Regions from separate parts of the Homo sapiens genome. Here region 2 is linked to region 1. Evidence: chromatin loops called from intact Hi-C (ENCODE). Cell type or tissue: B cell. All regions are shown on one strand. Links, peaks and the distances in the headings refer to the core of each region. The heading gives the core; the rest is flanking DNA.

The links. Hi-C counts contacts between places; a loop is a spot of excess contacts. Peaks named below come from ENCODE experiments on the same cell type or tissue, not always from the same donor. Only the 100,000 strongest peaks of a DNase experiment are listed, where the experiment ranks them.
Region 2: it touches region 1 in a loop (2.2-fold over the local background); 2 of 110 quality-filtered maps call a loop at or near these places.

Annotation. Positions count from the first base shown.
Region 1 is chr9:80,149,151-80,166,293 of GRCh38, forward strand. No RefSeq gene overlaps it. Among named protein-coding and RNA genes, the nearest start is that of LINC01507, 330 kb to the left of the region's middle. RefSeq lists an enhancer at 7,782-8,283. In B cell, for the core only: no CTCF peak of the experiment used is centred there; a DNase peak (open chromatin) is centred at 7,881; H3K4me3 peaks cover 573 bases; H3K27ac peaks cover 1,044 bases.
Region 2 is chr9:80,076,040-80,093,182 of GRCh38, forward strand. No RefSeq gene overlaps it. Among named protein-coding and RNA genes, the nearest start is that of LINC01507, 260 kb to the left of the region's middle. In B cell, for the core only: no CTCF peak of the experiment used is centred there; a DNase peak (open chromatin) is centred at 6,292; H3K4me3 peaks cover 1,105 bases; H3K27ac peaks cover 2,240 bases.

The DNA.
Region 1 (17,143 bases), core at 3,228-11,227:
TTGTGACCATGTGTCCCCAATGTTTAGTTCCCACTTTAAGTGAGAACATGCAGTATTTTGTTTTCTGTTTCTGTGTTAATTTGCTCAGAATAATGGCCTCCAGCTGCATCCATGTTGCTGCAAAGGACATTATTTCATTCCTTTTTATGGTTGTGTAGTATTCCATGGTGTATATGTACCACATTTTCTTTATCAAATCTACCTTTGATGTACATCTAGGTTGATTCTATGTCTTTGCTTTTATGAATAGTGCTGTGATACATGTACAAGTGGTGGTGTCTTTTTGGTGGAATGATTTATTTTCCTTTGGGTATATATACAGTAAAGGGATTGCTGGGTTGAATGGTAGTTCTGATTTTAGTTTGTTGAGATAGTTCTATTTTTAGTTATTTGAGAAATCTCCAAACTGCTGTCCACAGGAGCTGAACTAATCTGCATTCACGCTGATACGGTTTGGCTCTGCATTCCCACCCAAATCTCATGTTAAATTTTAATTTCAATGTTCGGGGATGGACCTGGTGGGAGGTGATTGGATCATGGAGGCAGATTTCCCCCTTGCTGTTCTTGTGATAGTGAGTGAGTTCTCATGAGATCTGGTTGTTTAAAAGTATATAGCACCTCCCCTTTCACTCTGTCTCCTGCTGGCCATGTGAAGATATGCTTGCTTCCCCTTTGCCTTCCACCATGACTGTAAGTTTCCTGAGGCCTCCTAGCCATGCTTTGTGTACAGCCTGAAGAACTGTGAGCCAATTAAAGCTCATTTCTTTATAAATTACCCAGTCTCAGGTAGTTCTTCATAGAAATGTGAATGGACTAATATACCCATCAACAGTCTGTAAGTGTTCCCTTTCTTCCACAACCTCATGAACACCTGTTATTTTTCTTTTGACTTTTTAACAATAGCTTATATTAGCTGGTGTGAGATGGTATCTCATTATAGTTTTGATCTACATCTCTCTGATGATTAGTGACGTTGAGCATTTTTTCATGTTTGTAGGCCAGTTGCATGTCTTCTTTTGAGAAGTGTCTGTTTATGTTCTTTGCCTACTTTTTAATTAGGTTATTTGTTTGTTTCTTGTTGATTTAAGTTCCTTATAGGTTCTGGACAGTGTCGTTTGTCAGATGTATAGTTTGCAAGTATTTTCTTCTGTTTTGTAGGTTGTCTGTTTACTCTGTTAATAGCTTATTTTGCTATGCAAAAGCTCTTTAGTTTAATTAGGCCCCAATTGTAGTTTTATTTTTGTTGCATTTGCTTCTGAAGATGTAGTCATAAATTTTTTGCCTAGGCCAATGTCTAGAATAGTATTTCCTAGGTTTTCTTCTAGCATTTCTATTGTTTGAGGTCTTACACTTAAGTTTTTAATCTATCCTGAGTTAATTTTTATATATCATAAGAGGTGGGGGTCCAGTTTCATTTTTCTACATATGGTTAGCCAGTTTTCTTAGTACCACTTATTGAACAGGGTATCCATTCCCCATTGTTTATTTTTGTTAACTTTGTTGAATAGTGGTTGATGTAGGTGTGTGGCTTTATTTCAGGTGTTTCTATTTTGTTCCATTGGTCTATGTGTCTATTTTTGCGTCAATACAATGCTGTTTCAGTTAGTATAGCCTTGCAGTACAGTTTGAAGTCAGGTAATGTGATGCCTCCAGCTATCCTTTTTGCTTAGGATTGCCTTGGCTATTTGGTCTCTTTTTCAGTTCCATAAGAATGTTAGAATAGTGTTTTCCTGATTCTGTGAAGAATTAGGTTAGTAATTTGATAGGAATAGCATTGAATCTGTAGATTGATTTGGGCAGTATGGACATTTTAATGATACTGATTCTTCCAGTCCATGAGAATGGAAGGCTTTTCCATTTGTTTGTGTCATCTATGATTTCTTTCAACAGTGTTTTGTAGCTTTACTTGTAGAGATTTTTCATCTCATTGGTAAGAGGTATTCCTAGGTATTTTACCTTTTTTGTGGCAATTGTATATGTGATTGTACTGTTGACTTACTTCTCAGCTTGAACCTTATTGGTATATAGATATGCTGCCAATTTTTATACATTGATATTGTATCCTGAGACTTGCCAAAATTGTTTATCAGACCAGGACATCTTTTCGAAAATCTTTAGGTTTTTCTAGGTATAGAATCATATTTTCAGTGAGGCGAGATAATTTGACTTCCTCTTTTCCTATGTGGATGCCTTATATTTCTTTGTCTTGCCTGATTGCTCTGGTTAGGACTTCCAGTACTGTGTTGAATAAGAATATCGAGAATGGATATCCTTTGTTTCTTCCAGTTCTTAAGGAGAAAGCTTCCACTTTTTGCATATTTAGTATGATGTTGTCTGTGGGTTTGTCAGAGATTGTTTTGATTATATTGAGGTATGTTCCTTTGATGCCTAGTTTGTTGAGGGTTTTTATTGTAAAGGTATGTTGGATTTTATCCAAAGCTTTTCCATGTCTATTGAGATGATCATACATTTTTTTAAAAATTAGGTTTATGTGTTGAATCATATTTATGGATTCATGTACATTGAACCCTCCTTGCATCCCAAGATTCAAGCACACTTGATGGTGGTGAATTAACTTTTTGATGAGCTGCTGGATTTGGTTTGCTAATACTTTACTGAGGATTTTTGAGTTTATATTCATCAGGGATATTGACCTGTAGTTTTCTTTATTGGTTGTGTCTTTGCTAGAATTTGGTGTCAGGATGAAACTGGTTTTGTAGAAAGAGTTAGGGAAGAGTCCTTCCTCCTCAATTTTTTGGAATAGTTTCAGTAGGATTGGTACCAGTTCTTTGCACATCTGGTATATAGAATTTGGCTGTGAATCCATTTGGTCTGGGGATTTTTTTGGAGGGTAAGTTTTTTATTACTGATTCAATTTCTCATTATTAGTATTTTCAGGATTTCTGGTTCTTCCTGGTTCAATCTTTGGAGCTTGTATGTACCCAGGAATTTATCTATTTCTTCGAGATGTTTTAGTTTGTGCACATAGAGAAGTTCATAGTAATCTCCGAGGATCGTCTGTATTTTCCATGGGATCAACTGTAATGTCCCCTTTGTCAGTTCTGATTGTGCTTATTTAGTTCTTGTCTCATTTTTTCATTGTTAATCTAGCTAGAGTCTATCAATCTTGCTTATGTTTTCCAATAACCAAGTTTTTGTTTCGTAGTTCCTTTGTATGGATTTTTGAGTCTCAATATCATTAAGTTCTGCTCTGATTTTAGTTATTTCTTTTCTTCTGCTGGCTTTGGGATTAGTTTGTTTTTATTTTTCTAATTCCTTTAGGTGTGAGGTTAGGTTGATAATTTGAGATCTTTCTGTCCTCTTGATGTAGGCATTTAGCACTATAAACTTTCCTCTTAACACTGCTTTTGTCAAACGGCAATTTTTAAATGATACAAAATATTATCACTTTTTTTAAGGAAATGGACACTGTCACACATTATAGGCAAAAGTGAAATGAGCATATATTTCTGGAGATAATTTTGATAATAGCTGTATTAAAATTAAGAGAATTATATACACTTGCATTCAGCAATTTATGTGTAGGAATTTACTCGAGGAACTAATGAAAATAGTATGCAAATACTTGTGATTTATTGACTAGCATGCAATGAACATCTTTACTTGCAAGAACAAGGTTAGTACTGAACTTACCACTACACTGTGAAGTAGATATTATTTTAATCCTCATTTGACAAGAGGAGGGAACAGAACATCTTAGACACTAATTAATTTGCTCAAAGTAACCTACCTTGTAAGATATGAGTGAGAATGAATTAGAACTGATGTCTGCCTGCAGAGCCTGTGTTCTATTGTTTGAAGCAGAGCAGAAGCTTTCTTCAAAAATCTTCCACTTAACTGGTTTACCAGATTAATGGACAATCTTCATTCCCTCTGCAAAGCACACAGATGAATGCTCCCTGTATGCTGTGTGTCTGTCACTGGTTGGCATTCCTCTGATGAGCCCAAACTCTCTTGCTTCTCCAGCTGAGTCTGAGTTCTATGCTTACCAATAGCCGGTTGTGCTTCTCCCCATGCATTTATCGCAGGTATAATTATCACTATCGTTATTTAGTTTAATTAAATATTGTATAAATTCTTCGCCCCAGGTGAGTGTGAAAAGACAAGAGTTTTTGTTCCTATGAAAACTAAGTTAAATACTTTAAACAGATTCATACATTTAAACTGCTAAGAAAGAAAAAAAATAACTGTTGCTTTGAATTAAGTGGAAACAAGGCAGCTGTAAAATATTAAGATTTTATTAACTCAATATTAATCATTTTATAAGTAGTGACTTCATATTGTTTTAAAATTCCTACTCCTACTAATAAATAGCAAATACTTATGGAGCACTGTGGTAGGCAGAACAATGCCTCCTGAGAAGTGCCGACCTCCTAATTCCCAGGACCTGTGAATATGTTAAGGTGCATGGTAAAAGGAGAATTAAGGAGCTAATAGCTAACTATAAAAAAGGGAGATTATCCTGGCTTATCTGGGTGGGCCCAATGTAATTAGAAGGGTCCTTAAAAGTGGAAGAGGGAGACAGAAAAAGAGAGAGTTAAAAAATGTGATGACAGGTGCAAGTTCAGAAGTGTACTACCTAAGGACTGAAGCTGCACTGATGGCTTCGAAGGGGCAAGAAGGGGCCACAAGCCAAGGAGTGCAGACAACCCCTAGTGGCTGGGAAAATCAAGGAGATGTGATAACAGATTTCCAAAACATACAAAGAACTCTTAAGACTCAACAATTAAAAAAATGAACAACTCAGTTAAAAAATGGGCAAAAGTCCTGAACAGACATCTCTCCACAGAAGATATACAGATGACAACTAAATGGAAAGATGCTCACCATCATATGTAATTGGGGAATTGGAAATTAAAACAATAGTTAGATACTTCAACGTATCTACTCAGAATGGCTAAAACACATAATATTGACGAAATCAAATGATGACGAGGATATGGAGCAATAGGAACAGGAATTCATTGCTAATGGGAATGCAAAATGTTGCAGCAGTTTTTGGTGACTATTTCCTACAAAACCAAACATACTCTTACCATAGGATCCAGCAATTGCACTTGTTGGTGCTTATCCAAAGGAGCTGAAAACTTATGTCCACACGAAACTTATACATGTATGTTTGTAGCAACCTTATTCATAATTGCCACAACTTGGAAGGAACCAAGATGTCCTTCAACTGATAAATGGATAAATAAACTGTGGTACATTCATAGAATGAAATATTATTCAGTACTAAAAAGAAATGAGTTATCAAGCCATGAAACAACACGAAAGAAACTTAAATGCACATCACTAAGTGAAATAAGCTAGTCTGAATAAGATTCATACTATATTATTTCAACAATATGACACCCTGGAGAAGGCAAAACTATGGTTAGAGTAAAAACATCAGTGGTTGTTCAGGGTTAGGAGGAAGGGATAGATAAACAGGCAGAGCAGAGAGGATTTTTAGGGTAGTGAAACAACTTGGTGTGATAGCTATATGTCATCATACAACTGCCAAAATCCATAGAATATACATCACCAAGAGTGACCCTTAAAGTAAACTATGGACTTTGGGTGATATGGATGTGTCTAGGTAGGTTCATCAGTTGTAACAAATGTTCCAGTCTGGTGCTAGATATGGATGGTCAGGGAGGCTGTTTGAGGTAGAGTAAGGGGGTGCAGGCTGGGGCTATATGAGAACTTTGTACTTTCTACTCAATTTTTCTGTGAACCTAAAACTGCTTTAAAAATACTATATATATATAATTATATATAATATATTATATATAATTATATATATATATACACACACACACACACACACACACATATGTAATATTATTAGGAGACCTATTCTCTTAATATCTTACACAAGGTTCCCTGGAGTACTTGCCCCTTTAATGCATAAGTAAAAAGATCACAATTTATCATTTTTCTTCTGCCCTTCCTCATCAGCATCCTCCATGCATTGAAAAAATTTTAAACTTCAGTCTTTATGATCAGTTTTGCCCATCAATGACTGAGAATTAAATAAACGACCTTTGGGTTTTCATATCCCATTGCTGAAGTGTTTCTTGTTTTGTTCTTAGAATACATTTTCAGGTTTTTAACATGGCCTGTAAAAGCCTCTGTGATCTAGCACCCGTCTGCCTCTCTTGCCTCTTGCCCCTCCTCACTTTCATTCTTTGTGCTCTAACTTAAAAAATAAATGATTCTGTTATTTGAGAATGCTACTTTTATTTTATGTTTACCCCACCCGGGCTTATGCACTTGCTGTTCCCTCTTTCGGAACTATTCCCTCCCTCAGCAATTTGTTTTGCTTTGTTTTCTCAACTTCAAATGGAGCTGGTATCTGTCCAGTGTATTTCCCAGGCTATTGAGAGGTTTAAAAGTCAAATACATGATTACAGATTCTCTGGGGGGGAAAAAAGGTGCTAATTTAAAAAACTAATTGTAGACTTTAGCCCTGGAAACCCAACTTACTCCATGGGAACAGGAAAGTCACCCTGAAGCAGTTGCACCATCCAAATAGGAAACACCACTAGGAAGAATTAAGTGAAAGAGGAAACTAAGGGTAGTCAGCATGGGAGTGGTGATAAACAACATAGACTCTGGGCAGGTGCACTTAGGTCCAAATCATAACTCTTTGTGAACATTTGACATTTGACAATTAACCTCTTTAAGTCCTAGTTTCCTCCCTTGTAAAATGGGGAATATGACAGTCTCCTACATGTTAGGGTTTTGGTAAAGATTATGAGAATAAGCATTAAATGCTAATTCAATATTATGTGCATTATTACTATTATTATTATGAATTCTATTTTGCATATATTGAATTTAAGTGCCAGTAGGATATCCAGTGTGCAAGATGAAGCTGAGTATTTGCCTCTGAATTTCAGGAGCAAGATACGGGTGGGTAATTTGTACTTGTGAGTCATCAACGTATACATAGAACTTGAAATCCTGGGCATCAAAAAGATGACCTGAAGAGAGTGTGAAGACTGAAAAAGAGGTGTGGACCTTAACATCTAGGTGATGGAATTGAAAACAAGGCCGAGAAAATGTGACCTTTGGAAAAAAATCAGGAGTCTGAGATGTCACAGAAGTCAATGCATTTTATATTTGAAGAAGACAGATAGTTAATTTGGAGAAATCAGTAATTTAGTGACTCACCTCCACATTCTGGATCTGCCATGCATGTGAATAAAATTATGCCTGGGGAAAATGACAAATGGTTACATATTACGGACCTCGAAGAGTTTCTGGCAAAGTCAAATCTGTGAATAACCCATCTGTGAAAATCAAGAGTCTCATGAACTTTTGGGACCCCTGATATGATCTGTATGTCTCCTGAAACACAGCACTTAGTCATTTTTGTAGGACAACACTGTTCATGACATCACTGATAATAAAACTATCCAGGCATTAAAAATAAATTAAAAATATGGAATTTTTCTTGACTATTGGTTCCCTCAGCAGTAAAATATACACTTTGAGTTACATAGAGTTGTGGATGGTTTAATTAAAAGCTACCACTCCATGAATATTAGAGAGATAAGAAAACTGCAGCCAGGGGTAAGGTGCCTTATCTGAAAATGCGAACATAACAAAGTGGTAATGTTATCTTTTGAATTGGATTTTTAAATAGAGTAGCTGTAATGCCCCATAAAGCAACACTCCTAATTTGTAATGTAAAATTGTACCCCTCCTTTGCATCCCTTTGCTGGGTTCTAGTTCTGGCTGATAAAAGAGGACATGAAACTTGAAATAAGATCTTTGCATAACAAACACCTATGATTCATACCTGATGTGCAGAAAATGGCCATCTGCTAACAAGCACATGTGAGCAGCCTGGCTATTTGCTGAAATCTCATGGGTGGACCTAGGTTTAATCATACATGGAAGAGCAAAGTGTTTCTGTTCCCAAAGGAATCACCAGTCTCCATGGGCTAATGCGGAAGATGCTGGCAATAATGTAGTTACTGATAATTGCCATTTTACAGAGCTTGGATGGGTGGGGTCATTCAATTAGAAACGCCATGCTGTTTCCAATTCACCTGGTTGGGATCAAAAGGTGCTTTAGCTTGAAGTGAAATGAGAAAGAGAAAACCAGTCTCTCACCCCTCCTGGGCCACTAACCCTGCTTTCCTAGGCTTGCAGTGTTTTGAAAGCTGCTCTGTCTGGCCCTTGAAATTGCATTCAAATCCTTCTCTGAAAGTCCTCAGACAGTAACCAATCTCATATGGTGAGGGCAGCTTGAGACTGAAAAAGGAACATATAACTCTGATGGGTCTATTGAATATACTAGAAGGCATCTTAAAGTGAAATAATACAACTGGTTTCAAAAGCTACACTTCCCCCCCAAAAGTCAGCAAGGGTAAATTGGATGGGAATGCGTAAAAATTGAGTTCCTTGGGCTTTTTTCTGTGACTTGGTATCAGTAAATTTTCCTCAATCTCTTTTTATTTCCTGGCTTGCTAGCCTCCCATTCATGTGCTACAGTAGAATGTAAACAGCTGGTTCATTTGCAATCCATTATGACATTTATAATACTGCCATCCTCATAAAGACAAGGATTATTGTTAGGGATATGCTATTTCTAGAGTCTAACGACTTGTTATCTGACAGAGCGTGTATCCGGATTTTAAACTTATAATTAATCACAGTTTGGTCCACTTGAAACTGACCCAAAAAACACAAACATGAGAAGCTTTTTCATTGCTTATAAGAATAACAATTGAAACATGACTAATTTCTTGAAACAAACCCGCTCCTTTTGTCTCTTTGGGGTGAAAATATTATTTTTAGCCAGTTCCTAGATTTACACGAGCTGTACATTTTGACTCTGACACTTCCCTCCTGGTATTTATACTTTTTATTCATAAACTTGGACATTGACAAGGTATTGTAAATAGTCTTTCAAGGATTCCTATTTTAGGACTGGTGCACTAAAGAGGGAAAGATCAGTTGCCTCCACTGCTTTAAACCTTAATAGGTTTAAACCTCAGTCAGGGGAGAGAGAAAAAAAAGTATGTCTTTTTAACTAATATCCATGTCATCTTCTTAATCATGCTGATTCTGAATAATTCAGCCTCTATGGAAGTTGCAGAGCCAGAATCTATAGCTCTGTCTCTCTCAGGGGTGGTGGAGGGAGGAGTTTATTATTAACAAGTTTGACAGGAGAGAGCTCTGGCAGGTTAATTGCTACAGCAGGACTAGCTGGGAGTTTGCTGGTGATATATAGCGACGAAAGCGAGTGAAGGAGATTGACTATGCCTGTTACAGAACAAATATCTTCATGCACCTCAGGTTTCTCAGAAAGATATGAGAAATAAATGTTCGCTGTTCATTTTCTGTCTGCACAATAAAAATAGCCTCCAGCTAAACATGGCGACTACAGCACAGAGACTTAAAAAAAAAAAAGGAAATTTGCAAATTAACATTATTACAAACATTCCTGCCTGAAAGTGCTGAAAATCAATTTCAATATATTTTGCATTTTAATGAATTGCCAAAGAGATAAATCAGACAGTGTTTGAGGAATGCTTGCTTGGCAATGATGTTTTCTTATCGCATCTTGTCTTAACTGATAGCATTTAAAATGAAACCAGTGTTAATTGAAGGCGTGGGAAATGTAACTGCTAGTTAATGAAGTAAATGCATGCTAGTTATGCAGAATTAGAAATCTGCTTTAATGTACTAACTCTAACATTGTCTCCCTGTTCTGTAGCCTCCTCATTCCAAGGCAGTAATACTCAGTATTATAAATGGTTGAAAGGCAGAGCCCACGCTAGAGCTAAGGGCCATTGTGTTTTAATCCCCCAGTGGAAACAGGATGCAAATACTGTTGTTTTTACTTTACACAGTAAACAACAAATTTCAACTCCTGAGCCTTTGGGGAGCTTTAGGGGGAAGGCCGAGTCTCCCACTTCTTTTCTTCAAAGAAAATAAACAACATAACTTTTCAATCTAACATCTGTTTGCACTGTTTAAAATTAGGCAGCTGAAAGAGGATGTCAGTTTGCTAATGTTACCGAGGTTGTAGCTTTCTCCATGTCTTATCCATCCATGCTCAGCACATAGTATGTGCTCATTCAAATTTTACTAAATGAATGGAAGGATGGATAATTGTCCTCTTTTGATCTCCATGTCTCTAAACAACAGAGAAATCATTATATTTCCTAATCTGTATGTCTATGTGTTTAACACAACAAATAATAAACTAACACTTTCTAATAGCATGTAGAGAATATACGTGCATTTTTTTTCTTTATCTTCTGCAAGGATATAATCCTTCTGCAACTTCACATTGTTCCTTCTAATTGCTTTTCGCTATCCATTAGTTTTCTTCCTTTCTTTCTTTCTTTTAATTGTGTAAAAATAAATAAGGCAAACTATTTTTGGGGAAATAATTTCTTGAAAAGTAACAAATGACTCATCATTTGGCAAACTAAAATTAGGCAGCAACAAGGATGGGAATTTATATTTTCTTCTGCACCATAGAGTGTTTTAAGTCTGGAGGTGACTGAGGGGTTCTTTACGTTCTATCAATGAGACAGAAAGGCTTACCTTGTAAAACCATTTGGCCAATGCAAGATTTGTTCTCCGTAATGCAATTCTTAGGAGGGCTTTTTTTCCTTAAATTTTAAATTTTATCACCAGTGTGTCAAAAAACTAAACATCATTTTGCAATTGTGAGGAATTCGTCATTAAATAACTGTGTAATAGTTAAGGGAAAAAAAGTTCCCAATGCATAGAAAATATGACCATTAGATATTAATCATGGAAAATTTGGAAGATGTGATTAATATTCGAACAAAATAATATATGGCATAGAAGCAAGTCTCTCCTACTGTTAAAATTAAAGCCCTATTTACTAATATGTTTAATATGTTAACATCCTGTCACCCTGATTGTCTCATTCAGCCTTGGATACAGCTAAATATAAACCCCTCACACAACCAGATTTTATATACATCATATATAAAACATGGAATTGCTTAATAAACATGGTGTGTTAAGGTGATGAATTCTTACAGTAAACCCAAGGGTAAAGAGCCTTTAAAAATTAATCTAATTTCTCCTGAAACACTTTTCTACAGAGATTATGAAATGGCTTGTAACCAAGCTGGCTTTGAAAAACTATCAGTAACAGCTATTTTTTCCTGATCATTTAAAATGCCAATTGTAGGTATCAGAGGGGTAATTGACCTGGCCTGTACTGGAAACCTTATTGCATAAAAGGCTTGGGACATTTTTCCTTTTATTGATTTCATTTAACTTAATATAAACAACATTTTAAAGTAGCTAGCAAAAATGAATGATTAACCAAATTTCAAATTGACCCAGAAACTCACATCTGTCTGAAGAAATGCAATACACATAGTATTTTAGTCATAAAATGAAAACATGAAGCAATGCAATGTCTATTTTTAAAATGAAACAAAGTTGCAGTTTTAGTTTTGTTAAATAATATTTTCAAACTAGCTGCTTCCCTTTCCACCCTCCACTAAATCTTCTTCAAAAACCGTATCTGGGAACTTTCTATTGTAGAATGTTTTTTAAAACTTCTTTAGGTAAGGGCTGTATAATGCATATGATGCATTTGAAGAATACTAAAAAAAGAAAATAAATGGCCTTTTTCAAAGATGGTAGATATTAATATAATTAGTATTTCCTTGGGGTCAAATATTTCCTGTCCCTACCCCCATTTTATAATTTATAATCCTGTTATGTTATTTATAATATAAGTAATACTGTTAGTGGTGTCTGTTGGTGTTGTTTTTTAACTTTAACTTAAAAAATTAAACTTACCAGGATTTCCAAAGGAAAGACTTGAAATTTACATGCAATTCAGCCAAGCATTTTTTTTTTTTTTCTTGAGATGGGGTCTCACTCTGTCATCCAGACTGGAGTGCAGTGGTACTATCTTGGCTCATTGGCAACCTCCGCCTCCCACGCTCAAGTGATTCTCTTGTCTCAGCCTCCTGAGTAGCTGAGATTACAGGTGCACACCACTACCACCCGGCTAATTTTTGTATTTTTAGTAGAGACGGGGTTTCACCATGCTGGCTGGGCTGGTCTTGAACTCCTGATCTCAAATGATCCACCCTCCTCGGCCTCCCAAAGTGCTGGGATTATAGGCATGAGCCACTGTGCCTGGCCCTAGCCATGTTTTTAAGATTGTTTTCCAGAATGGATGATGACAGGTCTTACTAAAATATCATGGCTATAATACTAAATGGCAAAGGGACATCTGTTCTGGGTCCTCTGGGTGGTACTCATATTGCAGGAAAGAGAACAGTGAATCAAGTACAATCAAAAACCCATCTCTCCTATAAAATGATGGAATCTTTAGATTCCCTGAAAACAGAAATATTTACACACAGCAATTAATTAAACAAGCAGCAGAGATTATTTAAAAAGCTCACGTGAACTAAGCAAATATATTTTAGCACAATATAGTTAATATCTCTAAGCATGGCTCCAAAATTCTTTCTTCTTCTTGGCATTTGGCCAGTGGTAGTTTGAAAGAGTGTCTCCAATTTTTCCATCCTTTCTGCATCTACACCTTGACCATGGTTTCATTATGGATGGGCTGACTTTCCCTATCTTTGAATTTGGGTCATTTGACCTGGACTGGCTAATGGCACATAGGCAGATGTGACGGTATGCCAGTTCTAAGTCTAAGTCTTAAGAGGTCCCATGTATCTACTTGCATTTCTTTGTTTTTTCTCTTAAGTAGAGACAGGGTCTCACTATGTTGCCCAGGCTGGTCTCAAACTCCTGGGCTCAGGCAATTCTCCTGCTTTGTCCTCCCAAAGTGCTTGGATTATAGGCATGAGCCCCCATGCCCAGCCTCTACTTGCTTTCTTGACATCAGACATCACCCTGAGAAGAACTAACTGTGGCTTACTTGCTGGTCCAAGGACATAAAACACACCTGTTGCAGACCTGAACCCGAAGGCCTGCAGTACAAAGCACAACAGCACCATCTGTTCTGTTAATCCATGCAAGTCTGGTGTGTAAACCAATCATTTTTTCAATGTTTGTTACACAGCATTATTATATTACTTTTAATGGCAAAAACTGCAATTACTTTTACACCAATCTAATAGCAATTTTTGACTGATACAAGGACTTTGACCAAAGCTTGTTTTGAAATAGTTGTTTACAAAATGTTAGAAGTTAACTATGTTGTCATTGTTTTCAGTTTAATATTAAATATGTATTCTGGGCTGTGTAATATTTTCAGTTTCTAAGTTACATAGGTGGGATGGTTACAGGTTTTATAGTTTGTGCCAATTTTCTTTTCTTTTCTTTTCTTTTTAAGATGGAGTCTCGCTGTGTTGCCCAGGTTGGAATGCAGTGGCGCAATCTTGGCTCACTGCAAACTCCACCTCCCAGGTTCAAGCGACTCTCCTGCCTCAGCCTCCCGAGTAGCTGGGACTACAGGTGCAGCACCATGCTTGCCTAATTTTTGTATTTTTGGTAGAGACGGGGTTTCTCCATGTTGGCCAGGCTGGTCTTGAACTCCTGAGCTCAGGTGATCTGCCCACCTTGGCCTCCCAATGTGTTGGGATTACAGGTGTGAGCCACCACACCTGGCCCTAATTTTCATTGTTAATGGAAGAAAGAAGCATAAAACTCTAGGAGTAAGAAGACTTTGATTAGCAATGACTTCCACAGGAATACATTGTACATATTTTCAGATACCTGTCAGAGTATTAATACTGGGTCTGATTGATCTCTTGGACCATCACATCCAGAGCTGCATTTCATCAGTGGTGTGAGCTAGCCTCATAACCCAGAGGTCAAATGATGAAGATATCACTGGCTAATTCTGCTTTGAAAAAGTATACATAAGTACAGGGCATTAGACTGGGAGGTGGGAGGTCTGGGACCTAACCTTCTTTATGCCACCAATGTCCTGTTACCCATAGGACAAGCCTCTTAGTAACTACTTGAGTCATAGATCTCATAAGACTATAAAGTTTTGCAATTTTCTAATTCTAGTTGTCTCACTTAGCTCTGTCAATTCACAGTAATATCAGAAAATGAAATTCTGACAATATCATTGTTAATAACATAAGTATGGGAGAAACCAAAGAGAGGTCTACAGACACTTTTGTGGCTACTCAAGTATCTCTCCAATAAAATTGATTTAAGAAAGGACATGTGCAAAAAGTGAAAAGACATCCAGGTAACAAAAGGGAAATGGTACTAATACAGCAAAAATTCAAAATAAGATAAAACATGTAAAATGCTAAATTAAAATATGAGTTATGATGAGAATGAGAAAAACATTGATGGCATTGGCTGACTGATTGGCATTACCTAAACCCAGACAAATGGAGTCCCTTCTATGAGCCCTGTGCTTTAGAGGATCCCACTCCGGTCTGGCCTTGGTTACTCCCCTCCTGTTTGAATGAGGAGATCAGGGATCTAGATCACATGCCCACATGGACCAGATCCTATGTATCTAAACCATGATCTAGGTAGCTTGGGACCCTGAAACTTCCTGCCAAAGCTTCAAGTCTGCTTTGAGTACCTGCACAGGCCTCTCCCCTAACTCTGTCCTCCCAAGGACAGGTGGTCAACACATAGCTGTTTGTAGGGAATGAAACATAGCCTGTATGTGTGAGCTGAAATATGCTTGATAGTGTTCAATATGGAGTCAGGGGTGGGAAGAGGAGTAGGGTGGGCCTACTGCTGGCTTTACTGGTATGTAACCTGTGTAATCATACAGGCATCCACACAGAGAAGGACTTCAGACTTAGTTTAGTACTCTGTTATTGCTATCTTGCTATTCTTAATAATTTCATCCTTGAACTTGTTCTTCACACATCAAATCTAGTGAGAAAACTAAGCGTGCACATGAATAGAGGAAGTACATGACATGTGGACATCCACTGCCATTCTTTACCACTGCATTTGCATACGCCGTCACAGTGCCTCATTGGCATGGAATCTAGTAGACCCACAGTGAACAGGACTTCAGTGAGACTCGAAGCAATACAAGTATACATGTTAGGTCTATGTCTAAGTGGGATTGCTAACAGCCCTGATAGGCTAAGCTTTTCATCTGAAGCAGAACTTGCTTTAAATGTGGAGAGAGTGCAATTGCATTCTAAGAAACACAAATTATCAAAGAACTCTAGCATATTCTTTATTGTGCATGTTAATTCTCTTTATTAGCCAATCATTTACAATGAAAATGATGACATAGAAGGAATGAGAAAGATAGGACAATTCATAGTTCCTTTTCCTTTTAGTACTTCCTGACTTATCAATAAGCCAAAGGCAGAAATTTTTGTAGGCATGTACACACAAAAAAGGGAATGAAAAAGGAGTTGAATTAATTTTGTGCAGTTTTCCACTATTGTGTTAACAGTGAAATATATATTCATGTATGAGCTATGCAATACAAATCTTATCACTTAGGTCACTCTACAAATGAGTTAAATGTGCCTATATTTGCATATAAAGCTGCCATTGTACAATATAAAAAGGTTCACTATAAACATTTTACAATATAAAAATATTTGCATTTAAATTGGCATTGTGTAACATGAGGATATAAGATTCATGCTAAACACTTAAAATTTTAATTGTTCTTTATTCAAATAGCAAATACAAAAACCCAGAACAAGTTGAAAAAGAAAAGGAAAAACTTCCTATTTTAGTACATTTAATCATATTTTGCTTCTCCTTCTTAATAGTGGCCTTGCATTTATATTTTGCACTGGGCCCTATAAATTATGTAGCTTATTCTGGTTGGGAGGCTGTTGATGATGACTGGCTCTTGCATTTGACTTTATATTATATAAAAAATTGGATATGTTTCAAAATTTTAACCAGTCCTTTAAAGTTCTTTTTAAGGATATTTTCAAGAGAAGAGGAGAAAACCAACCTAACAGATTCTGGTAGAATTATAACTTATCAACATTTGCATATATGATATGTGGGGATTTGTATTTTCTCTTGTTTCAGGGCCTGCAATTATTAGCTGTGGGCTTGCTCTTTGGAGCCAGTGGTATTATGAAAATAAAGGACAGTAAGAATTTTTGGTTTTTTGGGAAGAGAGAGTACTGACACAGGCTGTTTGTTGCCTCTACAAAATCCAACTGTATCAATGTCAGAGAAAGTAAAGGAATGTATCTCTATTTAAAAAATGAATGTTAAATCCTACAGAAACTCCTGGGGAGAGGAAGGCAGTTGTGACCTGGCATGGAATGGCAGAAGTAGTCTAGGCTAAAAGAAGGCTTAAGCTAGGAGTTGCCATTAGGAGATTGGTTAGGAGAAAACTCTGGAGTGGTGCTGCTTCAAAAAAGAAAAAAACACCTGCCCAGCATAGTTTTGTCTCCAGGTTGTAGCAGGGCATCATTAAAGTCTGGCAAATGTGTAAATAGACTGCCTGAGCCTTTAGAGTTGCCTTCTACTTTCTCCTACATTCTGAAAGTTATATGATTGAGAGGTAAAGCCTTTGAAGAAGAGCAATGTCCAGGGAAGACAGACAGGGGGAATTGCAAATGTTTCACGTTGGGCAAGAAATAGGTAAATTCAAGCCAAGATCATTGGACTAGGGATCATCCATTCCAAGGCAAATCCTCTCTCCTTAAATTCAGTAAGAGAATCAGAGAATAGAGCCTCGGCTTTGACCACCCCTCCTTGAGTACAAATTAACAACAGAAGTCATACCCTAGGCTACATACTGGGAACCTACAAGTGGGATGGCCATATAATTTATTATTAAAACCAGGACACTTTTGAGTGTAAAAAGGGGAAAAATAATTACCTGGGCTCAGTTGGTATAAACTGAGAATGTTCCAGGCTAACCAGGATACATGGTCACTCTACTCAAAATTTCATTTGAAAAAGCACCTTTCTGGATGAACAGATTAGAAAAAGTATTTGCCGCAAGATGGACAAGTTGTAAGAGTAAATTAAAAGGCACAACTTCTGGGCAGAAAAACTAGAAACAGGTACTAATTTTGGACCCCCAAATTAGGAAAAGATATTACCATATGTCCTGGCTTGACAAGTGAATGACTCCTTTGAGTGAAGAAAAGTTCATTTTGACTTCTGGGAGAATGTAGCCCTGTGCCAGGGCACCAACTTGGTGATGGAGCACAGG
Region 2 (17,143 bases), core at 3,008-11,007, 73 kb before region 1:
ATCGGAAAAGCTGTTAAAGTGTTCGAATCAAAATAGTGGCATTTGGTTGAAGATGTTTTCCTTCTTTCTCTGCTCATTTTTCATCTTCCCAGAGGGTCCTCCTTCTCTCCATCCCCCACCTCCCCTCCTCTGCTATTCTTTACCCCTCTCACTTGTCTCCACTCACGACAAGAAGGAATGCCTCCACAGGGCCAATACATCAAGCCTGACACCAGCAGAGTCTCATTCCCTCTGACAGACGTCAATTTAAAAGGCAAGAGAAGATTTCAAGGCAGGGGTGAGGGAAGTGAATGAAATTAGTCATCATTACCCTGAAGCAACATGGGCTCATCAGGCTTCTCATGACTATGCCCCGAGGATCACCCCCATCACTCTAAGTAGTCATGACACTGCCAATGTATGGGTTAAAATGATGAGCAGGAGAGACAGGCCGATCCCAAAGTAAATAGACTGAATTAGAGGCATTACAACAGTTAATATGTCAGGTCCCTGTAGGGAGGCCATAGATCCTGTGTGGTCTATTTCCCCTGCATATTAAAATTGATTGTGCCTTGGGCAATGGCAGGACTGATGGGGCAGGGGAGCTGACGATTCATCCTTCCCCTCACATGGATCAAAGAAAGCAGACAGTGTTATGTGAAATTATTTGCTCTGAAATTGCTGGGAATAGAATTTAATAGTGAAAGAAACCATGAGTGTTAGCCAGTGTCTCCCCAGGCCACACCATCCAAGGAGTATAAATAAGGTCATGCTCTCACCAAAATCATATTTCTCTGGCAAAACTGCAGGAACTATACCCTCCTTTTTCCCCCACCTGGCCAACTGTTTCTCGAAACCTCAAGGGATGCCTCCTGTATTTTTGAACATAGTCCTCTTGGCCCCCACATCTGAGGTTCTCCTCCTCCCCTTCTGCTCACTGTGGTGGTATCTGTCAGGCGAGGCTACCAACTCCTGAGCTAGTCCCTGATGCCAAACACTAAGGACATTGGTGCCACAGTGATGTTGGCACTGACCCTGGCACCTATAATGCCACAGCGTCTCAAGTTAGTGCTCACAGGCCCAGCACCAACACTGTTAATCCAGTTGGTTCCTTCTTAAAGCAAATTCAATGCCACGATAACTTCAATGAAACTGATCTTTGTGTTTCTATTTCCTCATCACTGCCACCCACCTCTTCCAAGCTGTGGTCAAGAATGCTCAGTGACTGTTTCAGATGCTGGTCTGGGTAATTGTTAATGCCCTGGTTCAGGGTCTCCTGAGACAGACTCAGAAGGAGATTTGTATGCAGGATATGTACTGAGAGTACATTCAAGACCAACAATTGAAAACAACAACGAAAAAGAGAAAGAAAGAAAGAGAAAGAAAGAAAGAAAAAAGGAAGAGAGAGACAAAGGAAGGAAGGGTATGATGGCTCATGCCTATAAGGTAGGAGGATCACTTGAGCCCAGGAATTCAAGACCGGTCTGGGCAACATAGTGAAATTCCTGTCTCTATAAAAAAAAAAAAAGTTATTTTTTTTAAAAGACTGATGATTGTGTGAGGGGACATAAAGAAGCTGATAAGGTAGAGGGAGAGGAAGAATAATCTGTGGGGGAGTGAGGCAGCAGGGGTTGGAGGAGGAAGCAGATTAATTGTGATGAAGTTGTAACAGAGGCCTTTTTCGATTGCATTGGGGAGATCTGGAGCTGGCCTGGCTCCTCAGAGTTGTTTGCCATTGAAGCAAGGAGCTAGAATTTGTACTCCCTCATCATGCAGTTATGAGATGTGGATTGTCTCAGGTAGGAGACATAAACTTAAGAGAGGTGGTTTTCAACTGAAGGCAAGTCCCAAAGGATTCAGATGGGAGTGGTCTGTAGCAAACTCTGTGAAACTGGGGGAATGAGTATCTTGGTCTTCAAGGGGGATCTGGCTGGTACACCCTTGATCTCCCTCCCTCTTCTTTTCCCTATAGACTTTGTTTGTTGACCTTGGCCCAACACTTTTCCTTCTTAGGCTGAATTATTTTTAAAGAAGATCCTTAAACCAAGGCAAGCCCCTTCACCTCAGTCCTCTTTGAGCCCTTGGATAAATGATTGCCAATGCTCATAGCTGGACCACTGCCATAAGCACAATCAAAATATGTCTCATTTAAATCCTAGAAATAAAGGCAAGGAGCCTGTATAACACAAAGCATGTGAGACCTGAGTTCCCCTCTGCCTGTCTTAGCTCTTAGGTGACATTGAACAATTACTCCACCCCACCACAGGCCCTGCCTCTTAAATGCAAATTCAGACTAACTAGTTTCTAAGGTCATTTTTCAGTTTTAGATTTCTCCAACCATGTGCTCATGGAGACATAAAATAAGCAAATGGCATGATTTATGTCTTAGAGAATATTTAAGCTGCAAATGAGGCAAAATAAAGCAACTAAGAAAAAACTAAAAACTAGAATAATGAACCATAGTTAATACACTAAAATTCCAAAATATTTGCCAGAGGCAATTGATACAGAGGCAATTGATACTAAAGCAAACCATTTTTTTCTGTAAAGGGATAAATAGCCAATATTTTCAACTTTAAAATCATACATGGTCTGTACTGCAATTAATTTTTATTGTTGTAATGTAAAAACAACATAACATACATAAAATGTTAACGAATGAGCATGGCTGTGTTACAATAAAACTTTGTTTACAAAAACAGATGACAAGCTGTGGTTTGCCAGTCTCTTCTGTAGAGTTAAAAAGAGAAAAGAAACCTTAAAGATTAATCCCTTGCAACTCAAAGAGCAGTTCACCGATGCTCAACATTGGCATCATTTAGGAAGGTGTTAGAAATGGAGAGGCTCAGGCAGCACACACCAGACCAACTGAATTATAACATGCATTTCAAAAATACCACCAGGTAATTTATATATGCACAGTACAAAGTAAATAGCACAAATCTCAACTTATTTTCTCATTTTTACAGATGAATATACTGAGGCCCAGAGTGATCAGATGACTCATCTGAGGTCACACAGCTAGTTTCAGATCAAATTGAGATTAGAGATCTGATTTGTTTCTTCATTCTACAAATATTTATTATCTCCTACATGTCAGGCAAAACTACCCACTTTCGTGTGTAAATTATTTCAACCATTGTGGAAAGCAATGTGGTGATTCCTCAAAGAGCTAAAAATAGAACTACCACTTGACCCAGCAATCCCATTACTGGATATATGCCCAAAGGAATATAAATCATTCTATCATGAAGACATATGCAAACATATATTCACTGTGGCACTATTCACAATAGCAAAGACATGGAATCAACCTACATGCCCATCAATGGCAGATTGGATAAAGAAAATGTGGTACATTTACACCATGAAATACTATTCAGCCATAAAAAAGAATGAGTTCTTGTCATTTGCCAGAACATTGATGGAGCTGGAGGCCCTTATTCTTAGCAAACTGATGCTGGAACAAAAACACAAATACTGCATGCTCTCACTTATAAGTGGGGCCTGAATGATGAGAACCCACGGACACAAAGAGGGGAAAAACAGACACTGGGGCCTATTTATGGTAGAGGGTGAGAGGAGGAACCAGATAAAAAAAAAATAACTATTGGGTACGAAGCTTAGTACCTGGCCAATGAAATAATCTGCACAACAAACTCCCGTGTTGTGAGTTTACCTATATAACAAACCTGTACATGTGTCCCTGAACCTAAGATAAAAGTTAAAGAAAAAAAAAAAAACTACCCACCTTCATGAAACTTGTGTTCCTTTAAGAGGGAAACAGAATTAAAAAATTGGCAAATTAAAAATTAATAAATGTTTTTGGGGAATAATAAATCAAGGATAGAGAATAGGGAATATAGGGAGGTGCACACTACAATTTTATACAAATTGGCCAAGGGAGACCTCATTGAGAAGGCGAGGTTAGCAGACAAAGGAGTACATAAGCATGTTGAACTTCCTGTCTTATGAAAGTGATATGAATATTGATGTAATAAATCAATTAGAAAAGTAAATATGAGTTTGAGTCTTAGTCTACAGGGAGCAAACATGAGAACAAAAACAGAACGCATAATTTTTACACAAGCCAAAGGAAACTCAGTCTATCCAATGGGCATTAAGAATTGGGGTGGGAAAGAGAATAAAACTGAAGGAACGAATAATAAATAGATGTGGAAAATGTAAAAAATCTCAGATTGCATAAATTATACAATTCAACAATACGTGTCTCAGGAAACATGCTTAAAACCAAGACAAAAGGAATATTTGTGGCTAAAAGAGAGAATAAAAATATATTGGTGTGGGAATCATAATATCTGATAATATATAACTAAGGTAAACAATGTATTAAGAGCGAAAAAAACCCTTTGTATATTGATAAAAGAAATCACGTTGATAGTAAATTCTGTGCCCTCAAAAATAAAGCCTAGAAGTATAATTAAAATAACCGACAGTACTCTAGAGAAAAATAGCTATATCAAACACATCCTTCTTAAAAACAGATTACAGAAACAGACAAAAATAGATATCAAATACTTGAACAATTTGAGGTTTAAACTGTATCAAAGGTTTAAGCTATCTTAAACCTATATTATTGCACATATATTTTGTGCATATGTGTCATCTAACTCCATAATTCGTAAACAGAAAATGTACAATCTTGGGAAATTTTATAAAATTTGACTGTTAAGCCGTAAGTGAATGTACAACCAATCTAAAATCATTGATATTATTCAGATTATTTTACATAATGTAGTAAAGTTGGAAAACAAAATGGAAACCAATCTTTATTTGTAAGCTAAGTAAAAAGTAGTAAATAACCATTGTGTTGAAGAAATAAACATATAATACTTAGAAAAGAATGATAATGGGTGGGGTAGGCAGAGATCTATAATGGCCCCTAAGATTCCTACCCCTGGTGTACACTGACCTTCTTCCAGTTAGTCCATCAAAGACAAATCTAGTTGGGGCTGTGAAGGGAATTGCAGATGTAATTAAGAGTTTAAATTATCTGACTTGGAGGTAGACAGATGATTCTTGGTAGGGCTAATCCAGTGTGACCTTAATGGAAACTGGGCTCTTCTTGGTGAAAGAGATTTAAACAACAAGAAGGAATATATGCAAGGGCTTTTTGTTGTTGTTGCTGACTGTGAAGATGGAGAGGGCCAAGAGGAAAACAACGTGAGTGGTCTCTGGACGCTGAAATTAACCACTGGTTAAGAGCCAGCCAGGAAATGGGCACCTCAGGCCTACAACCACAAGGAACTGAATTTGCCACAACCATGAGAATTTGGAGATGATCCAGAGCTCCCAATGAGAACGCACCCTGGCTAATACCTTATTTTAGACTAGCCAGATCCTGAGCAGAGAATCTAGCCCACTGTACCTCAAATTCTGCCCTAGAGAACTGTGAGATATTAAAGGAGCCTAGAGTCTTTTATATTGAGAGATTTGGGAGAATTTTACCCATAAATTTATTTCTCTCTCTCTTTTTTTTTTTTTTTTTTTTTTTGAGGAGACTGAGTTTCGCTCTTGTTGCCCAGGCTGGAGTGCAATGGCGCAATCTCGGCTCACCCCAACCTCCGCCTCCTGGGTTCAAGTGATTCTCCTACCTCAGCTTCCCAAGTAACTGGAAGTACAGGATGCACTAAGACACCTGGATAATTTTTTGTATTTTTAGTAGAGACAGGGTTTCTCCATGTTGGTCAGGCTGGTTTCGAACTCCCGACCTCAGGTGATCTGCCCTTCTAGGCCTCCCAAAGTGTTGGGATTACAGGCGTTAGCCACCGTGCCTGGCCATTTCTTAAATATATATGAAATGATTCAGGTTATCTATTTTTTTAAATGAAATTTTCTAATTTGTATTTTTGTCCTCTATTTTTTTTGACAGATTAATGATAGCTATTTTCAAGTGCGTGTTTTATAACTCCATTGTCTGACTACCCTATGTGTCTGTTTTATTTCCTGATTTTTTTTCCTTTGATTTTAGTTACTTCTTTTTGTATGTCTGGTTGTTGTTCTTTAAATTTGCTTATTTATTATTGATTGGTTGATTGATTTATGTCTCCAGAATACCCTATTTTTGTTTAATCAGGATGCTGAAGCTTGCATATGAAAAACCTCAGAAATCATTTGGGGCTCAGGATGATGTTTTCTTCCTCTAATGAGGTTTCACTTTATTTCTGACTGGCAGTTATTCTAGGGACGCTAAGAATCTCAGGTCATCTAAATCCCAAAGGGTTTAAAATTATTTGAACCTAGACTTTGTTTCCTGTTTGGCCTGGTCTGTTTCTGGTTCAATGTTACCCTCAGAACCTCCCAAAGGCATGAGTTTTTACAAGGACCCTCTGCCTAGGCAGGACCTGAGCTTCATTTTGGGCTCAGACGTATGAGTCTATTGGAAGCTGTGCTTGCCTTCTCCACCTTACAGCCACTGCTTTTAGAAGTGGCAATCATCTTGAGAGAAGCTGCCCCAAATGCTTATTGCTGTGCTGTTATCAAGCCATAGAGTAATATTCCATAATATTGATTCACCATCACTTAATATTAACATCTTGAAGAAAATTGAGGTTACTTGTAACTTTTCAAATATGCAGAAATCATATATCTTTCAGAGGGAGTTTTTTCTTAGACATTTGACAGTTTTGTTTTACTATCTCACAGTATGCAGTGTTGTCAAGGAGAAGCCTGATGTGAAAATGCTTCTTTCTGTTTTGTAGGGAAGCTACGAAAGTGATTTCCTTCTAGAATATTTTAGGAGTGGTATTCTTTTTAGTCTTTGCTTGTAGAAGAATCACACCTTGGTATATTTAGCTATGACATTTTACTCATTCTCCAGGTTGGTAAGTTTGGGTCTTTTCAATATATTTCTTCTGCTCTGTAAACATTTTCTATTTCATTGATTATGTGTTTTTCTCTATTCTCTAGGTTTCCTTTTCCTGATGCTCCTATTAAATGGATTTTGGGTATACTGGATCTATTCTCTGCAACTATTTATTTCATTGTACTTTCCATTTTTTTTTTTCCTTTCACACTGTTCTGTGAAATTATTTGCATGATCATCTAGCTCATTAATTTACTCTTCGGCCTAGTTCATTTTGTCATTCAACTCACCTTTTGAATGTATAGTATTTTTATTTCCAAAATCTTCATATTTTGTCATAAAATGCTTTTATACATATGATAAACATATTCACATAATTTCATTAGAATTTAGTCTACTTGCTCCATTAAATATTTTTTCACATTAGTTTTGTACTTTTTGAATGAGGGTTCTTTCTTTTGTGGTTTTGGTTTTCCTCAGCTATTTGTTGATTCTTAGATATAATTCAAGCTTTAAACCATATTTATTTTAAAGTTCCAGACAGTTGAAATGCTGTTGATGCATGCACATGTTTATCACAGCACTATTACCTGTTTGTGGTTGCATGTTGTGATTGCAGAACCTGGTCTTTGGAGAGATAGAAATACTGTGGAATATAGTATGCTGCAGCCTGCTTTGCAATTTTGAAGGTACCCTCTCCATCTCTCACTGGATCTTTATATATCCGGAATTCTCTGGCTTTATTGCTCCATTCACTGACACATCTGGGAGGAAACTTAGTTACTTTGTCCTCTCAAAACATTTGTACAAAGAAAGTAATAGCTCCAGTTGATAACTACCTAAGGACTCATAATCATTACCTGTATCCTTTGGCTTTGAATATTCCCCTAAAACAGCGGTCCCCCAGTTTCGTGGAAGGCAATTTTTCCACAGACCAGGGTGCTGGTGGCGGAGGGGGCGGGTTGGGGATTAGATAGTTTTGGGATGAAACTGTTCCACCTCAGATCATCAGGCATTAGGTTCTCATAAGGAGTGCCACCTAGATCCCTTGCATGCACAGTTCACAATAATGTTCCCGCTCCTGTGAGAATCTAATAACACTGATGATCTGACGGGAGGCAGAGCTCAGGCAGTAATGCCAGCGACGGGGAGCAGCTGTAAATACAGATGCAGCGTTGCTGTGCGGCCCAGTGCCTAACAGGCCGGGGACCTGTACCAGTCCGCAGTCCATGGGTTGGGGACCCCTGCCCCAAACCACTCTGATTTCAGTACCATTTCTTTACTTTGTATATTTTCATTACAATTTGATGTAGCCTTCGGTTCCTATTTCATTCCTATCAGCTTTCTATTCTTCAGAAATTCATCAAACTTTTGCATTTATCAGAGACAATGTTTTTTATTTTCCAGTAACATTATAAAATCTTTTAAAACAGTTTGTTTCATTTCTAAGGATTTTAGACTGGGGTGAAAGTGGTTGCTTATGCTCAGTCCACACCATAGTTTTTCAATGAAAATCGTAATGTTGCAGCAGCACAAATTGTAGAGAAGAAAGGCTCAGGAGAAGTTTACGCAGAACACATAATGATGGTGCATGTCTACTGTGGGGTAAAAGGATGAGGATACGAGGGTAAGCATGAAATTTCCAGAGACTGACTTTTATTCCAAGTTGAGTATGATTAAATATTTTGTCCTTGGTTAGCCAAAACAGAGAGAGAGCAGTATAGTAAAGACTGAGCTAGAACTCAAATCAGATAAATGCTTCAGAATGAGTCAGGGCACATCTCACACAAATCCTCTTTCAAAAACACAGGACACAGGTGAGTATTTGATGACAGAAAGAAGTCTGAAGGTAAAAACCATGTTGAAGTGCAGGATTGGGTTGATTTCAGTATAGTGTTTATTGACAGTGATTGACATTTCATTGCAGCCATCACTGAAAGAGACTGTAATTACCTCTGAACTAAAGTACAGACCAGTGATTTTTCTATGGCATGTAAATAATAATGATCATTATATTTCTTGAACTCTCCCAACATATAATAATAAAATAAAATTTTAACACATTTAAAATCAGGCATTTTTTAAATTATATGCTATTTATAAAAGCCTATTACTAAAGATGCACACAGAGGCATTGCACAATGTGGAGGCAACACATTGAGGTCAACTCAACCACCTCTATGCATTTAAATTTGAAACTGAATATTAAGAGTAGTAGACTGTAGGTGGAGGGATCTGGAAACTTGTTAGGCTGACATCACTAGCATTTTATTTTATTTTTATTTATCTTTAGAATCAGGGGGTATATGTGCAGGTTTGTTGCTTGGTGCTGAGGTTTAGGTTTCTATTGGACCCATCACCCAGGTAGTGAACATAATACCCAATAGGTAGTTTTTCAACTCTTGTTTCCCTCCCTTTCTCCCAGCTTTTGGAGTCCCCAGTGTCTATTGTTCCAATCTGTATGTCCATCTATACCTAATATTTAGCTCCCATTTATAAGTGAGAACATGCAGCATTTGGTTTTCTGTTTCTGTGTTAAATTTAACCAAGATTAAGATAATGGCCACCAACTGTAGCCACATTACTGCAAAGGACATAATTTCACTCTTTCTTACGGCTGCAAGTATTCCATGGTGTATACATACCACCACTGATGGGCACCTAGGTTGATGCCATGTCTTTGCTATTATGAATAGTGCTATGATAAACATGTGCGTGCATCACCAGGATTTTAAATGTCTGGAACTTTAAAATAAATACAGTTTAAGGCTTGAATTATATCTTTCTTGATCACCAAACATGACTGCATGTTAGAATAATTTAAAAAAATCTCTGGGTGATATGGTTTGGCTGTGTCCTCACCCAAATCTCATCTTGAAGTTCAGCTCCCACAATTCCCACATGTTGTGGGAGGCACCTGGTGGGAAGTAACTGAATCATGGGGGCAGGTCTTTCTCATGCTTTTCTCATGATAGTGAGTAAGTCTCATGAAATCTGATGGTTTTACAAGGGGGAGTTCCCCTACACAAGTTCTTGCCTGCCACTATCCATCTTAAGATGTGACTTTGCTCCTCCTTGCCTTCCACCATGATTTTGAGGCCTCCCCAGGCATATGTAACTGTGAGTCCATTAAACCTCTTCTTTATTAATTACCCAGTCTCGGGTATGTCTTTAACAGCAGCTTGAAAATGGACTAATACACTGGGTTTTACTCAGATTTTGTTTCAGTTGGTTTTTAGGGTGCCTTGGGAATTAACAGTGTTAAAAATATCCTAGATTATATACGACATGCAGCAAAGTAGTAGAATCACTGATTTAGAAAACCGAATTCTTCATAGCTCTTTCACTGTACAAATATGCACCTTATATATTTACATGTTCTCTCTCTCTCTTTTTTTTTTTTTTTTTTTACTAAAAGGTCTAGAATTTCTCTCAAAATGCTCCCAGATCTCAATTTTAGGTAAACATGGGCATAAAAATGAACTCTAGCAGGAAATCAACCTATCTCCATAGAACCTAAGTGGCTTTTTTCCTTCCAACAAATGTTAGAAACACCACCCAACACAGAAAAAAAGGAAAAAAAGAATAACTTTCATTGTCAAAAACAGGAAACATCTGAACTTTAACAAATCCTTTGATGAAAATTTGCAAAACTAACTCATTCTAAAAGACAACGTAAAAGAAACCCCCAATTTTCCACACATGATCATCGACAGAATTCATTGCTATTCTCTAACTAGGCACTATGAATCACCTACGAACTTTCATAGCATGATTTATATTTATTACTGGAGTATCCAAATTTGTCTTCAGTCTTGATATTCATTTTCCATTCATTTTTAAACTTGAAACAGACCAGAAGCATCTCACATTTTTTTTTAAACCAAGTGAATGAATGCCAATATGGAAAAATACGTGTCTTTAAATGCTGTGGTCTCATAAAATCTGTAACAAAAAAGCCCTAGCTGCTCAATTTCACCACTTAACTCCTGTGATTAAAATCTTTCAAAGGCTTCTTATTTTTCTTAGGATAAAATACAAAATAGAATATACTAGTTATTTTCTGCTCACCAATCTTCCTCCCCTTCCTTTCTCTGCTCTGCTCTATGTTCAAAGAAAGGCACTGGCCGGGAGACACTGGCAGGGTGGAAGGAGAGAGTTGAGAGGTGTTTCTGTCTTGCTGCCTCTCTGTTTCTGTGTTGCTTCTCTGCCAGCAAGGTGGGCAGCCTTCCCTCTACAGGTCCTGCTATCACTGTACTCTAATAGCCCTATTCCCCTCTCCTTCCTCCTAGGGGCGAGGGTAGGAGGTGATGACAGCTCCCTGATGTTGTGATTCTCTAGGTGCCTGGGTTCCAACCCTTGTTTGCCCCCTAAATACTGCCTACTCATGTGTAAGTATCACTTTTATTAAAGTATCTTTATGAAACCATTTGAGTGATTTCTGTTTCTTCCTAGGACCTTGACCAAGAGGCTGAGGTTGTGAAGCCCTTTATGAGCTAACTTCCCACCTGCCCTGCCCACATTTCACCTACATTCCAGCCATGATTTATCCCACTCAAGGTCTTGTGCTGCTGCCTTTGCTTAGACTGCTCTTCCTTACACTACTACCTGGCTAAGTAAGAGTCTCCATGTATTTGAAATGATTTGTAGATCAGTACCAAGAAGTTACCAGCAAATGTTTGACAACTAGTAAATACTTTGTGGTTGAGGATAGTACTCATGCAAATGCTTCATCATCAATTTAGTCCAGAGAAAGAGCTATTGACAATTCAGATGAATTTGCTTCTTTATAAAATTTTTTTCACTCTTTGGTTTATTGGACATACTTATAGCTTATCAGACATACTCACAAAAATTATTTTAACCTGGTGGAAGATCAGTTAAGTCTGACCACAAGACTTTTCTAGAATGTACTAGATAAATTTCATTCTTTTGAAATTTTATAGGAAGGTCAGGGATGGTGGCTTCGATCTCAGCATTTCGGGACGCTGAGGCAGGGAGATCACTTGAGGCTTGGTGTTTGAGACAAAGCCAGGCAATATAGCAACACTCCGTCTCTACAAAAAGATTTTTTAAAAATTAGCCAGGCGTGGTAGCACAGGCATGTAGTCCCAGCTACTCAGGAAGCTGAGGCAGGAAGCTCACTTGAGCCCAGGAGTTCGAGGCTCCATTGAGCTATGATCGTGCCACTGCACTCCAGCCTCAGTGACAGAGTGATACTGTGTCAAAAAAAAAAAAAAAAAAGAATGAAATCTTATAAGAAATACAGAAGAGGCTTAAGGAGAAGAATGTAAGTTTGTTCCTGTATGATATTGTTCAGTATATACAAGTAAAGTGAGAAAATGAGAAGTAAAAGAAATTGAATGATCTAGTGTATTAATTGTTGTTATGAGTTGGCTTTAACCTGCTTGGGTCTGAAGAAAACCTTATGGATCAGGAACAGAAATTATTTAAACTATTGATGATAATCATATACTAGGATATCACCAGCTGTAACTTTTTAACTTGGCGACACTTCAATTTGATCTCAGTGAGCATTATGAGTGTTTGTGAAGGTCACTTCTACTGACCTCATGTTTGGAGTAAAAGCCCTGTCTGTTTTTTTTTTTTTTTTTTTTTCTTGAGATGGAGTCTCACTCTGTAGCCCAAGCTGGAGTGCAGTGGTGTGATCTCGGCTCACTGCAAACTCTGCCTCCGGGGTTCAAGTGATTCTCGTGCCTCAGCCTCCTGTGTAGCTGGGACTACAGTTGCACTCTACCAGCCTGGCTAATTTTTTGTATTTTAGTAGAGATGGGCTTTCACCATGTTGCCCAAGATGGTCTCGAACTCCTGAGCTCAGGCTATCTGCCCGCCTCGGCCTCCCAAAGTGCTGGGATTACAGGTGTGAGCCACCGCACCTGACCAAGTCCTGTCTTTTTTTTATGTTTGCATAGAATGTCATATCTTTCTAAGCTCCTTCACACGTCTTGTTTCTTCTTGACCCAGTGAGGTAAATAGAAGCTCAGAATGTTAAATACTTTGGTGCAGGCCACAGAGATGGAAGCGGGTAGAGTTTTCAAATCACCTCCTGGTCTTCTGTCATAAAGTCTGGTCTTTCTTCCACTGCTTCATGTTGCTGCTGCATATATCCCTGATTATAAAAAAATGGACAGTCATCTTTCCCTGTGCTTCTGAAAGGAGACGGATTTAAAAAGGTTAAGGACAATGAACATTATAGTTCAGCCAATGCTAAGAAAGATGTCTTTTTTTAAAAGTGGCAATCATTAATATCTGGCAAATAGAAGATATTCTATAAATATTAGTTGCTCTCCGTCATGAAAAGAACTCTGAAAAAAATGTTCCTCTGGAAATAAATTAATAACTGGGATCATTGTGTCTTGGCAAAAGTTTGTCACTGGTGTATGAACAAGGAGCAAAAGTTGCCCCTGTCCCAGAATAGACTTCAGCTACGCCTGCCCATGGATATGATGTATTTCCTGAATTAGAACTTAAAGAAATTTGATCATTAATTTTAAGGTCATTGATTTAAAGAGAATCTGGCCACAGATTATCTGCTTAATGAAGGCCATTAGGCCAGGCGAGGTGGCTCATGCCTGTAATCCTAGCACTTTGGGAGGCTGAGGAGGGTGGATCAGTTGAGGTCAGGAGTTCGAGACCAGCCTGGCCAACATGGTGAAACCCTGTCTCTACTAAAAATACAAAAATTAGCCGGGTGTGGTGGTGCTCACCTGTAATCCCAGCTACTTGGAGGCTGAGGCAGGAGAATCGCTTGAATCTGGGAGGCGGAGTTTGCAGTGAGCTGAGATCGTGCCACTGCATTCCAACTTGGGTGACAACAGCAAGAATCCATCTCAAAAAATAAATAAATAAATAAAATAAAATGAAGGCCATCAAGTGCATTACGAACACAATTTAACACAGCAAATATATCTGTATGTCATTGCAGCAATCAGCTCCCCATGTGGTCTGCAGAAAACCGGGTCAGAGCAGGACACAGGTGGTTGGGTCCTTTGCCTATGGCTGATTTGGTGGCCAATTCAATAAATTGATTGAATCTCCTTTGTATAGAAATATCACCTCCCATTTCAAGAGCAATCATTAGCAATAACAGAATAAGATTAGCAGGTCTTGGCTAGGCCCTTTTTGTACCTGGGTAAACTGATGTACTCATGAGGCAAATGGATGAGTGAGGGGTACCTTTTTTACTGGATCATGGCTCAAAGGTGGTCCTCCAATTTAGCCCCTTACTTTTATGGTGGGATCAGGTGCTGTGTTTAAAACTCAGCAACTAGTGGTTCAATGAGAAAAGAATATTTTAAGTGTAGGATGGTGAATTTCCCCAGTTCTCCACCTTCAGCCAATTGAGACATTTAGTTCATTCAGTTTCTTGAAGAATTGGAGGAAAAGAATAAGAGGATGGGGAAGAGGGAAAATCCTCTTGGATAAAAAAGCCAATCATCAGGTGACATCTCTGGCACTAACGTTTAGTAACTGATAATTGCTGTAACTAGGGCCATTGAGCTTTGCAAATATTATCTAGTAAATTTTAATTATCACCCGGGGGATTGAAGAGTTTCGGAATAAGCTCTTGGGAGAAGATTCCCCCGCTAGTGGTGATGTGTGCTGAGTTATTTTAGATCAGCTGGCCTGTCAGAGCGGATCAGTGTCACTGCACCACTTATCTGGAGGAAAATGCACCTGCTTCTACATGGAAATAAGGTGCATTATCTGCCAATTTGTGCTGCTTATTTCTACTGCTCCCCAGGTTTGACGAGTGGGGAATGCAAGGGCTAAATCGGGAGGCTGTGGAGAAGAAAGGAAGGAGAGTTTTGCTGTCCTTCAAGGACACACACTGTTCCAGGCTCCGGGTGGCTCCCTCTTCTGATTTTGGTTGGGTTTGAGACCTCTCTTGGAGCTGTATCAAAATGAGAGGCATTTTGCTGTGAAAACTGATGATGCTCTTTTGCAATAAGATTATCAGTTTCTTATTTTTTTTTGTATGGAGAATTTTTGACTAATCCAAAGAATAGGGTGACCAATTAGTTATGGTGGGACACTGATCTCTGACAATAAATCTATTAAAGCCTAAATGAAAACATTGACTGGAAATGTTTAGAAACAAATAATATGTACAATTATAAAATGTACAATTCATTGATGTTTTTAATTGCACAGTACAGGAAACACCTCCTCATTGTTAAAGAGTCAATGAATGTAGAAGTACTTAGCTAATAGTTATAAACAAACAACTTAGCAAGCACTATGAGAAGCAAGTTATGTATGCTACTTCTATTGTTCCCACTTACAGATAGGGAAAATGAACTTACAGGAATTAAGCATCCTGCTTCAGGTCATTCAGGTATTATATGGCAGTGCCTGGATCTGACCTAAAGCAATTTAACCCAAGATCCCATGCTTTCAATAGTTCTGAGATATACACAATTACATGCACATGTATACATACTTGTAAGACACACATGCAGTATAAACATGTCCCAATACGCATGTATACACACATGCATGCACATTTATATCAGCTTAGTGTATACATGTACTCTCTTATTTCTATCTTACTGATTTAAGTATTTTAACATTGAATTGAAAAACTGTAATAAATATGTTAAGGTGCACTTCAAGAAAAGCCTAGCATTAACCATCAGAGAAATGCAAATAGAAACCAAAACGAGATACCATTTCAGACCCATTAAAATGGTGTATTAGTCAAGGTTCTGCATAATAAAAAAGACAGATAATAACAAACATTGGTGATGATGTGGAGAAACTGGAGCCCTCATACACTGCTGGTAGAAATACAAAATGGTGCCTCCACTTTGGAAAACAGTTTTTAAAAAAGGTTAAACGTGAAGTTACCACATGACTCAGCAATTTTACATCTAGGTATATATCAAAGTGAAATAAAAACGTATGTCTACACAAAAATTTATGTAAGAATATTCATAGCAGCATTTTTTCTGGTATCCAAAAGGTAGAAATAATAAAAATTACCATCAATTCGTGAATGGATAAACAAAATGGGCATAATAAAATATTATTCAGCCACAAAAATAAATGAAGTGCTGACATGTGCTATGACATGGATGAATGTTGAAAACATGCTTAATGAGAGAAATAGTCAAAAAGACCAGATGTTATAGGATTATTTTATATAAAATGTCCAGATTAGGCATACCTATGGTGCCAGAGAGCAGATTGCCTAAGGCTGAAGAGATGGGGGAATTGGAATCTGATGGGTAAATGGTGCAGGGTTTGTATTGAGGGTGGTGAAAATATTCCAAAACTGATTGTGGTGATGGTTGCACAGTTCTGTGAATATACTACAAGCTGTTGAGTTGCCTTGTATAATTTAAGTTGGTGAATTGTATAATATGTGAATTACATCTTTAAAAGCTGTTTAAAAAAAAGAGAAACCTACATGCATGTTGTGACTGAATGTTTTAGTTGGATGACATCAGTATGATGAGTTACATTTCCAACTCCCCGTTTCCCTGTTTACAAAATACGACAAATCATATCTCCAATCCAGAGTGGTGAGAATTAAAGATAATACTTGCAACAATTTTTATGAATATTGGATTCCATTTTGTTGCCAAAGAAGAACCAGATGCAGTGAAAGCAGAAAGTGAAGGAGAGTTAGCACTGAGAAGCTAATAGACAGAGAGACTCAGAAAGGGCGAGTGGGCAAAGGAGAGAAAAGTCACATGGACATTTAGAGAGTTCAGAGATGAGGTGTGATGTGAAATAACCTGAACACAGAAAGCCAGTGGAAGAGCATTCTCTGAAGGAGGGCTGAGGAAACCTCCCTGTCACATGCTGCTATGTATTTTGTCTATGGACAGCCATGTTTTACTGCTGAATAGAATGTAGGAATTAGCTGATCGGCCACCATTTCGCTCTTCTTTATTCTTGAGGCTCTAACACTCTAGGTTTTCATCCTTCCCTCCTTCCACTCCCATTTCCACCATGCCCAAGGTACACTTGTTACAACGTGATTCTCTTCTGGGGGCCATGAGCCAGACACTTGAGCCCTGAAGAGGGAATAACCACACAGTCTATACAAGATAAAAGTAAGTGGCCTACAAAACAGGTGTGAGAACAGATAAAATGAAACCAAGGGCTAGACTAGGGCCAGTCGGGAATTCGTCACTTCTCAGCTTCACTCATAATCCCATCATTTTCTTTCCTCTCACACAGAAGTGGAATATTAGTGGCCAACACTCAGCAGGCTTGGTTAAGTTGGTTTCGGGATGCCAAACAGAACAGTGATCAGAAAATAGACTCAGCAATCCAATTTGTGTGATCTTTGGAAAACTATTTAGC